Linked DNA regions of Homo sapiens: region 1 is linked to region 2. A link is a loop called in an ENCODE intact Hi-C map of the cell type or tissue named here. Cell type or tissue: PC-3. All regions are shown on one strand. Region 1 has its middle 12 kb from the start of MED27. Region 2 overlaps MED27 (mediator complex subunit 27).

What was found. Hi-C counts contacts between places; a loop is a spot of excess contacts. Peaks named below come from ENCODE experiments on the same cell type or tissue, not always from the same donor. Only the 100,000 strongest peaks of a DNase experiment are listed, where the experiment ranks them.
Region 1: it touches region 2 in a loop (4-fold over the local background); 2 of 110 quality-filtered maps call a loop at or near these places.

Annotation. Positions count from the first base shown.
Region 1 is chr9:132,089,073-132,094,072 of GRCh38, forward strand. No RefSeq gene overlaps it. Among named protein-coding and RNA genes, the nearest start is that of MED27, 12 kb to the left of the region's middle. In PC-3, a CTCF peak has its summit at 2,386 (motif pointing right); a DNase peak (open chromatin) is centred at 1,939; H3K27ac peaks cover 2,352 bases.
Region 2 is chr9:132,006,724-132,011,723 of GRCh38, forward strand. The region is part of intron 3 of MED27 (mediator complex subunit 27); the gene reads right to left. Among named protein-coding and RNA genes, the nearest start is that of MED27, 71 kb to the right of the region's middle. RefSeq lists enhancers at 141-833, 629-738. In PC-3, no CTCF peak of the experiment used is centred here; DNase peaks (open chromatin) are centred at 1,908 and 2,628; H3K4me3 peaks cover 565 bases; H3K27ac peaks cover 2,424 bases.

The sequences.
Region 1 (5,000 bases), 82 kb after region 2:
CACCAGTCCATTATTGGGAGGCAGTGGGTGGTAGAGGTGGAGAGAGAGATGATGATATGGTTTGGTTGTGTCCCCACCCAAATCTCATCTTTACTTGTAGCTCCCATAATTCCCACATGTTGTGAGAGGGACCTGGTGGGAGATAATTGAATCATGGGGGTGGTTTCACCCATACTGTTCTCATGGTAGTGAATAAGTCTCATGAGATCTGATGGTTTTGTAAGAGGTTTCCCCTTTCGCTTGGGTCTCATTCTCTCATTCTCTTTGCCTGCCACCATGTAAGAAGTGCCTTTCACCTTCTGCCATGATTGTGAAGCCTCCCTAGACACGTGGAACTGTGAGTCCATTAAACCTATTTTTCTTTTCTTTTTTTCCTTTTTCTTTTTTTTTTTTTTTTTGAGATGGAGTCTCACTCTGTCACCTGGCTGGGGTGCAGTGGCACGATCTCGGCTCACTGCAACCTCCGCCTCCCAGGTTCAAGCAATTCTCCTGCCTCAGCCTCCTGAGTAGCTGGGACTACAGGCATGCGTCACCATGCCCGGCTAATTTTTGTCCTTTTAGTAGAGACTGGGTTTCACCATGTTGGCCAGGATGGTCTCGATCTCTTGACCTCACAATCCGCCCGCCTCGGCCTCCAAAAGTGCTGGGATTACAGGTGTGAGACACTGTGCCCAGCCAAACCTCTTTTTCTTTATAAATTACCCAGTCTTGGGTATGTCTTTATCAGCAATGTGAAAACAGACTAATATAGATGGAGAGGCTTTAGGAGACAGACAGACAGACGTGTGCTCAAGTCCCAGCTCTGCCACTTTTGGAGTGATCCCATTATAGAAGTGTGGCCACACTAACAAATGCATAAAAAGCTACAGGTGGTTTGAAGGGAGAAGAGTTTATGGTCTTGCGTGATGAGTGGTCTGGAGATACATAATGAGAGGCTGATGCCAGGGTTCATCAGCAAGTCTCCTCTTTCATCAGTCTGCCCCACCACCCTTAACCTCATCCTCATTTCTGTCACTTCATGGTTGCAGGATGCATCATAGGCAGGAAGAAGTAGGAAGCAGAAGAGGTGGCACCGGCAGACATGCTCATGCCTCGCTGGCCAGAACAATGTCACATGGCCACCTCTATCTGCAGAAAAGGCCAGGAAGTCAAGTTTTTCTTTCTTTTCCAGCCCCCATTAGCACGGCTGGCAAGAAGAAATAGAATGTGAGCTACATGTTTTCTAATAGTCATGTTTAAAAAGGCAAAGAGCCTCATACCCACTAGGCCAGCTATGATCAAAAACAAAAACAGCTGGGCGCAGTGGCTCACGCCTGTAATCCCAGCACTTTGGGAGGCTGGGGCGGGTGGATCATCTGAGGTCAGGAGCTTGAGACTAGCCTGGCCAATATGGTGAAACCCCATCTCTACTAAAAAAAAAAAAAAAATTAGCCAGGCATGGTGGAAAATTAGCTATGTGTGGTGGCACATGCCTATAGTCCCAGCTACTCGGGAGGCTGAGGCAGGAAAATCGCTTGAACCCAGGAGGCAGAGGTTGCAGTGAGCCAAGATCGCGCTACTGCACTCCAGCCAGGGTGAGAGAGTGAGACGCCATCTCAAAAAACAAAAACAAACAGAAAGTAACCAGTGTTGGCAAGGATGTGGAGAAGTTGGAACTGTGTGCATTATTGGTGGGAATGTAAAATGGTACAGCCACTGTGGAAAACAGTATGGCAGTTCTTCAAAAACTTAAAAATAGAATTACCATATGATCTAGCAATTCCACTTCTGCATATATACCCAAAGAATTGAAAGCAGGGTCTAAAAGAGATATTTGTATGCCTATGTTCACAGCAGCGTCATTCACGGAAGCCAAAAGGTCTAAGCCACCCAAGTGCCCAGCAAATGAGTAAACAAAGTGTGGTCTAGCCACACAATGAAATATTACTCAATCTTGAGGATAAAGGAAATCTGACACATGCTACAACGTGGATGGACCTTGAAGACATTATGCTAAGTGACTAAGCCAGGCACTAAAGGACAAATACCGTATGATTCCACTTATGTGAGGTACCTAAAGAAGCCAAATTCATTGGCCAGGCAAGGTGGCTCACGCCTGTAATCCCAACAGTTTTGGAGGCCCAGGCAGGTGGATGATGAGGTCAGGAGTTCAAGACAAGCCTGGCCAAGATGGTGAAACCCCATCTCTACTAAAAAAAAAATACAAAAATCAGCCAGGCATGGTGGCAGGCACCTGTAGTCCCAGCTACTTGGGAGGCTGAGGCAGGAGAATCGCTTGAACCCAGGGGATGGAGGTTGCAGTGAGCTGAGATCGCGCCACTGCACTCCAGCCTGGGCAACAGAGTGAGAAAAAAGAAGTCAAATTCATAGAGACAGAAAGTACAGGATGGTGGCCACCAGGGGCTGGTCTTCAGTGAAATTCATACATCTGAAAAGAACACAGCATAGAGGTTGTGGAAGGAAGAGAAGGTTTGGAATTTAAACAAAACCAACAAAATATTGGCCAAATCTGTCTTTACAGAGGTTTAAGAGGTCCCTGGAGTAGTCAAATTCATAGAGATAGAAAGCAGAATGATGGTTGCCAGGGGCTAAGAGTAGAGAGGAATAGGGAGTTGTTGTTTTATAGGGCAGAGCTTTGGTTTGACAAGATGAAAAGAGTTCTGGAGATGAGTGGTGGTGATGGCTGGACAACGATGTAAATATGCTTAATGCCACTGAGCTGTACACACAAAATGGGTCAAGATGGCCAATTTTATGTTATATGTATTTTGCCACAATTTTTTAAGAAAGGTAAAGAGCCACAGTGATGTGGTTTGGCTGTGTCCCCACCCAAATCTCATCTTGAATTATGGCTTCCATAATTCCCAAGTGTCGTGGGAGGGACGAGGTGGGAGGTAATTGAATCACGGGGGTGGGGCTCTCCTGTGCTGTTCTTGTGATAGTGAATAAGTCTCATGAGATCTGATGGTTTTATAAATGGGAGCTCCCCTGCACAAGCTCTCTTGCCTGCTGCCACGTAAGATGTGACTTTGGTCTTCACCTTCCGCCATGATTGTGAGGCCTCCCCAGCCATGTGGAACTGTGAGTCTATTAAACCTCTTTCCTTTATAAATTACCCAGTCTTGGGTATATCTTTATTAGTAGCATGAGAACGGACTAATACATACAAGAATTAATTTTAGTAATATATTTTAACCCAATATATCCAAAAATTATTATTTTAATCTGCAATCAATATAAAAATTACTAATGAGATAGTTTACATTCTTTTTTTACACTAAGTCTTTGAATTCTTTGTGGATCTTACAGCACATCTCAAATTGGACATTAGCTACCCTTTAACTATTGTGCCACATGCAGCTAGTGTCTAGACTATTGGACAGCTCAGCCCTATAATAAAGATGGGCATGGGAGAACCAGGAGTGGGAAATAGAGATTAGGTCAGCCAGCCTGACCCGTCTTTGAACCTTGGTTGGGACACTCAAACTCCTTGAGCTGGGAGATGGTGGATGGGTGGGTGATAATAAACAACTTCTATGGTTGACGCAAAGATTTTATTGGAAAATATGTGGAAAGCCCCCAGTAAACTCTCCGGCACACAATAGCTGCTTTTGTAAATAGTGGCAATTGCTATTCATGTTTCCATGGAGAATAGAGATAATAATAAAAAGGACATTATATAAACTTTTTTTAAAGTTTGTAAGATAATAAGAGAAACTTGAATATGTTTTGTATGTGTGTGGGTTTTTTTGTTTTTGAGACAGGGTCTCAGGCTGCCACCCAGGCTGGAGTGCAGTGGCTTGATCACTGCTCACTGCAAACTCTGTCTCCCAGGCTCAAGTGATCCTCCCACCTCAGCCTCCCGAGTAGCTGGGATTACAGGCGTGTGCCACCACACCAGGATAATTTTTGTATGTTTTGTAGAGACAGAGTTTTGCCCTGTTACCCAGGCTGGTCTCAAACTTCTGAGCTCAAGCAATCTACCTGCCTCGGCCTCTCATGCCTGGGATTACCATGCCCAGACATGTGTGTGTTTTTAAAGAGTCCTCTTTCAGAAGTACATACTGAGATATTGATGGGTAAGATTATATGTTATATGGAGGAGCAGAGGTAGATGGGGGAAGGTGAAATCAGATTGGCTATCAGCTGAGAATTATTGAGACTGGGATTCATTCTACTGTTCACTCAACTTATGTTTGATAGTTTGATAGTTTCCATAATGAAAAGTTTAGAGATTTTTTATTTTTTATTTTTGTTTTTAGGTACGTTATGTGGGTACTCAACATGCCATGAGTTTTTCAGATCCTAAGTTGTTATTTTGGGAATTTCTTGGTTCTTTATTTTGTTGTTAGAAATGAGGTCTCCCTCTGTTGCCCACAAGTGCAGTGGCACGATCATAGCTCACTACAACCTCAACCTCCTGGGCTCAAGCGATCCTCCCAACTAGCTGGGAGACAGGTGTGTGCCACCGTGCCCAGCTCAGGAATTTGTTGGTTATGGTGACTGCCTGGTAGAAATAAACAGGCCGTGCGGACTCTTGGGCACCATAAGCAACCTGTCCACTGTCCACTGTCCAATGTGATGGTCACTGCTGGAAAGGATGAAGATAACATGATACTACTAGCAATCACTTTACTTCCTCTGCATAGTATCAACAGGAAAATGACTTCTGTTTTTATCTTTGCCCAAAACATTGATGTCTTGTGTTATTTGCACTGGGAGGAGATAGTTGAAGTCTGTCAAAATGGTAGTTCATTCTATTCAACTGCTTGATTTGTGTGTGTGTGTGTGTGTGTGTGTGTGTGTTTTCATAACAGATGTAAATATGTAAAAGCTACCTATGGTAATCACTTTTATCAATTGTTTAATTACTTAAAGGTGAAGACTAATTTTTTAGAAAAATAACAGCTACATTGAGCTATAATTTACATACTATAAAATTTACCCTTTTAAAGTGTGCATACTTTATATATCCACAAAGTTGAGCAGCCATCACCATT
Region 2 (5,000 bases):
CTACGAGAAGAGACTTGTTTAATGAGCTTCATCCTGGCAAGTGTTTGCCTTGCTCAGTTTAAACAGCAATGACGATCACCCCCCCTTCATGCATCACTATTGCCAAAGACGGATTCAAGTTGCTGCTTTGCTCTCTGTGATTCCCACTGGTTTTACATCAAGCAAAAAACAACATGAGCCTCTGACTTTCAAGAACAGAAACAGCATCTACCACACATCTTGGAAAGGATCCAATCATCTGGATAAGCACCATGTGTAATTTCAAGTCAATGATCTTCTTGGGAATTAATGTGCAAGGCGGTGGCAGAAAATGAGCCTCTTTCAGTTAAACTCCCAGAGCCAAATCAGTGGCCGTACCAAAGGCAATCTGTTGTTCAAACACTGGAAGCCCTAGGTGTGAGTGCTGTGTCATTATCCCTGTTACCTCCTGAATGGGTGGCACTTCCTTCCAGCAACACTTGTCACTGCATGCTGTTTTTGTGGTCTTATTGTTACTCAAACCTGAGAGGCAAGTCATCCAAGAATCGAAACGCAAAGTGAGGACTCTCTCTCTCTTGAAAGTATTACAAGATACTGAAACAAATGCAAACGCTGAGGAAATGGCACCAGTAAGCTCCAAAGAACATCGAAAAAATACTATTCAGCAATAAAATGGAACCAACCGCTGATACATGCAACATAAAGGAATCTCAAAAACATGTTGAGTAGAAGAAATCAGAAGGAAAATATTATGTTCTGCATGACTCCACTTATACAGAAGTTCCAGAAGAGGCAAAGCTAAGGTATAAGTATAGATATCAGAACAGTAGTTGCCTGGGGTGGGAGAGAAATTGGAGACAAGTATAATCCACCCTTTGGAGGAGTTTTGCTATAAAGAGGAGAGACACGAGGTGGGAGCTGGGAGGCAGAATGCAGTCATGGATGTGTGTTCTTACAGGAGACAGTTTTCAGGGTAAGCATGTTTTGTCTATGAATGAGAATGATCAGGAGAAAAGGGAAATAATTATGGTGTAGGACGGAAAAAGGAGACCAATGGAGACAAGGCCAGGAGTAGGTGAGAGGGATCCATCAGCAAGTAGATGGGCTGTTCTTAGCTTGGAGCACGAATAGCTCACCCCCAGGGACCACAGAGAACAAAGCCCGGGAAACAAGTATGCCCTTAATCAAGCAGACAGAATCTTTTCATGGAAGATAATATAATGCAAGAGAAACTGCCTGTCCCCACAACTTCCAGGGCATGGAGGTAATAGTTTTCAATGTAAGCTTTCTGAAAAACTATTTGTTTTCCCTCAAACCTAAATAAGATCTCGGTTTGCTGGATATGAACACAGTCACCTCTGCTGTTACTGAAAGCTGGCATTTCATCAGGCCAAGTTGTTGAAACTCAGAGGAGTGCTAGGCCATTCAGCCTGGCCATACTGATTGAAAGCAATATTCCATGTTAACACAAAAGCACACAACACTGCATTAGAAAATCGAGGCTGCTATCTAAGATAGAACACAGGTAAACACAGCTACATCTCTCAATAAATACATAGATATCTCAATATATAACTCATAGATCAATTAAATAAGATATAGCCACTCTCCAGGCTGATCCCAATCCTATGAGGCTCAGAAGCCCAACAATGTTTGCACAGCAACAGTGGACACAGCCTCTCAGCCTCTTTACGGAAACGATAGCACCCCTTGTGCAAAAACCTTAATTTGAGCATTTGGAAATCCTAGAAGTGAGGTCACTTCATCAGTGCCCTCTGAACGCTAACAAGTGATAAAATATCTTTCATCATGAACAAGATCTTTATCTTCTATCAAGCTTCTTTGGAGGGGGAGAAAGATATGAATCATTAATCCCATGAATCACTCATCCTATGGGAGCTCAGGGAGGAATCTGAGTCTTCAGAGACTACCGTTAGAGCCCTGCATTTTAAAAACAAACACATCGTACACAGCTCCTGCATTCCTGCCACGCCTGTGCTCTCTGCACAGTTGGGCAGAACTAGTAGTTTTGCTGTAGCAGCCTTAGTGCCATCCAACTGCTAACACAAGCCACGCAGAAACCTACCCATCACTGCACTAATACGCACAGGGTTGCAGAGAAAGGTGTGTGAGGAACCCAGACGCTAGCCCTTCACTGCTTTCCTCCACCGTTTAAAAACAAAACCTTTCCTTAGAATCCTGTAAGCCTATGCAAGAAAGCATCTAGCATTCTCAATGAAATAAGGCCCCCATCCTTCACAGCCAGCAGCAGATAAATCTGGTGAAGGGCGGCTGGGCTTCCCCAAGTGGACCTCCCTCCCCACTCTGCCCGTGGCCTTCTCAGGCACTGGAAGAAGGTCATGTCAGTCAACTTGGTCCATGTTGCTATGATGCTCTGCTCCTTGTTTGCTCCTATCTCTACTCAGAACTTCCCAAAAACCAAGATTATATCTTATTCATCTCCGAATCCCCAGCACAGTGCATAGAACCAAGCATTTGTAGGCCCTGAGTAAATATTTACTGAATAAATAAGTGAATGGGGTTTACAGGCTCAGCCATTGTTCCTGTGTGCGATGTGATGGTTTTAAAATAAATATGTCCACAAATTCTTTGACACGTCTTTCTTCAAAAGGGAGAGCCTCATCCCCTCCCCTTGCATGCCAGTCAAACTTCGTGACTCATTGCAAATGAACAGAATGGGGTAGAACTGACGCTGTGTGTCTTCTGAGATTAGGTCATAAAAAGGATGGCTGCTGCCTGGCTCTCATTCTCCTAGATTGCTGGCTCTGGAGGAGCCAGAAGCCATGTCATGAGGATATTCAAGCAGCCTGCGGAGAGGCCTAGGTGGAGAGGAACCGAGATCTCCTGCCAACGGCCAGCACCAACTTGCCTGCCATGTGAGTGAGCCACCTTGCAAGTGGAGCTCCTAATCCCAGCCAAACCTCAGGTGACTGCAGCCTTACAAGAGGCTCTGAGCCAGAACCACCCAAACGAGCCACTCCTGGATTCCTAATCCACAGAAACTGTGAGAGATAATGTTCATGGCTGTTAAAGCACTAAGTTTTAGAGCAATCTGTTATGAAGCAATAGATAATTAACATAGCAACCTTGGAGGATTTCGGTGTTTTATAAGGGGGTTGAAAGGATTTTCTTAATGACAAAAAGTTAGTTTATAGTTATGTTGTGCTTATAATAAAAATTTTGTTGATGGGGTTGTTTTTTCTTGTAAATTTGTTTGAGTTCTTTGTAGATTCTGGATATTAGCCCTTTGTCAGATGAGTAGATTGCAAAAATTTTCTCCCATTCTGTAGGTTGCCTGTTCACTCTGATGGTAGTTTCTTTTGCTGTGCAGAAGCTCTTTAGTTTAATTAGATCCCATTTGTCAATTTTGGCTTTGTTGCCATTGCTTCTGGTGTTTTAGACATGAAGTCCTTGCCCATGCCTATGTCCTGAATGGTATTGCCTAGGTTTTCTTCTAGGGTTTTTATGGTTTTAGGTCTAACATTTAAGTGGGTGAAGGATATGAACAGACACTTCTCAAAAGAAGACATTTACGCAGCCAACAGACACATGAAAAAATGCTCATCATCACTGGCCATCAGAGAAATGCAAATCAAAACCACAATGACATACCATCTCACACCAGTTAGAATGGCAATCATTAAAAAGTCAGGAAACAACAGGTGCTGGAGAGGATGTGGAGAAATAGGAACACTTTTACACTGTTGGTGGGACTGTAAACTAGTTCAACCATTGTGGAAGACAGCGTGGTGATTCCTCAGGGATCTAGAACTAGAAATACCATTTGACCCAGCCATCCCATTGCTGGGTATATACCCAAAGGATTATAAGTCATGCTGCTATAAAGACACATGCAAACATATGTTTATTGTGGCACTATTCACAATAGCAAAGACTTGGAACCAACCTAAATGTCCATCAATGATAGACTGGATTAAGAAAATGTGGCACATATACACCACGGAATACTATGCAGCCATAAAAAATGATGAGTTCATGTCCTTTGTAGGGACATGGATGAAGCTGGAAACCATCATTCTCAGCAAACTATCAGAAGGACAAAAAACCAAACACCACATGTTGTCACTCGTAAGTGGGAATTGAACAATGAGAACACTTGGACACAGGAGGGGGAACATCACACACCGGGTCCTGTTGTGGGGTGGGCGAAGGGGGGAGGGATAGCATTAGGAGATATACCTAATGTAAATGACGAGTTAATGGGTGCAGCACACCAACATGGCACATGTATACATATGTAACAAACCTGCAGGTTGTGCACATGTACCCTAGAACTTAAAGTATAATAAAAAAATTTTGTAATAAGGAGTCTTCTATAGAATACAACCAAAAGATGGATATTGATATGCAAATTTGAATAGTCCATAGATCAAATTATGCTCCCTTAAATGTCACAACTATATTCAATAAAAGGTTGAGATATGAAATAGAACAATACTATAATATACTCCTTTTTGGAGATTATTTTGCTTTTAAAACCTATTTATTGCTTTAAAAAAACTATTGCTTTTAAAAACTATATATGACATATGCACAGAAAAAGTCTAGAACAATATCCATCCTAATCTTAATAACTTTTTCAGATAACAAAAACATTATTTTTTAATGTTTTTGTTACCTTTTCAAAATCTACATTATGTATATACTATTATTGTTCTATTTCCTAGCTTAAAAAAGAAAAACAAAACTTTTTAGACAGGCAGCCATGTTGCATTTCTAGCCAACATCAAACATAATGAGTGGCACATAGTAGGTGCTCAGTGGAAGTGCAATGGGGCGGGACGCAGTGGCTCACATCTATAATCCCAGCACTTTCAAAGGTCAAGGTGAGAGGATCATTTGAGCTCAGGAGTTTGAGGCTGCAGTAAGCTGTGATCATACCACTGCACTCCAGCCTGGGTGACAGAGGAAAAACATGCCTCTAAAAAGAAACAAAAAGGGGAGTTGGGGAGGCAATTGATGTCTTTTAGATATAGCTT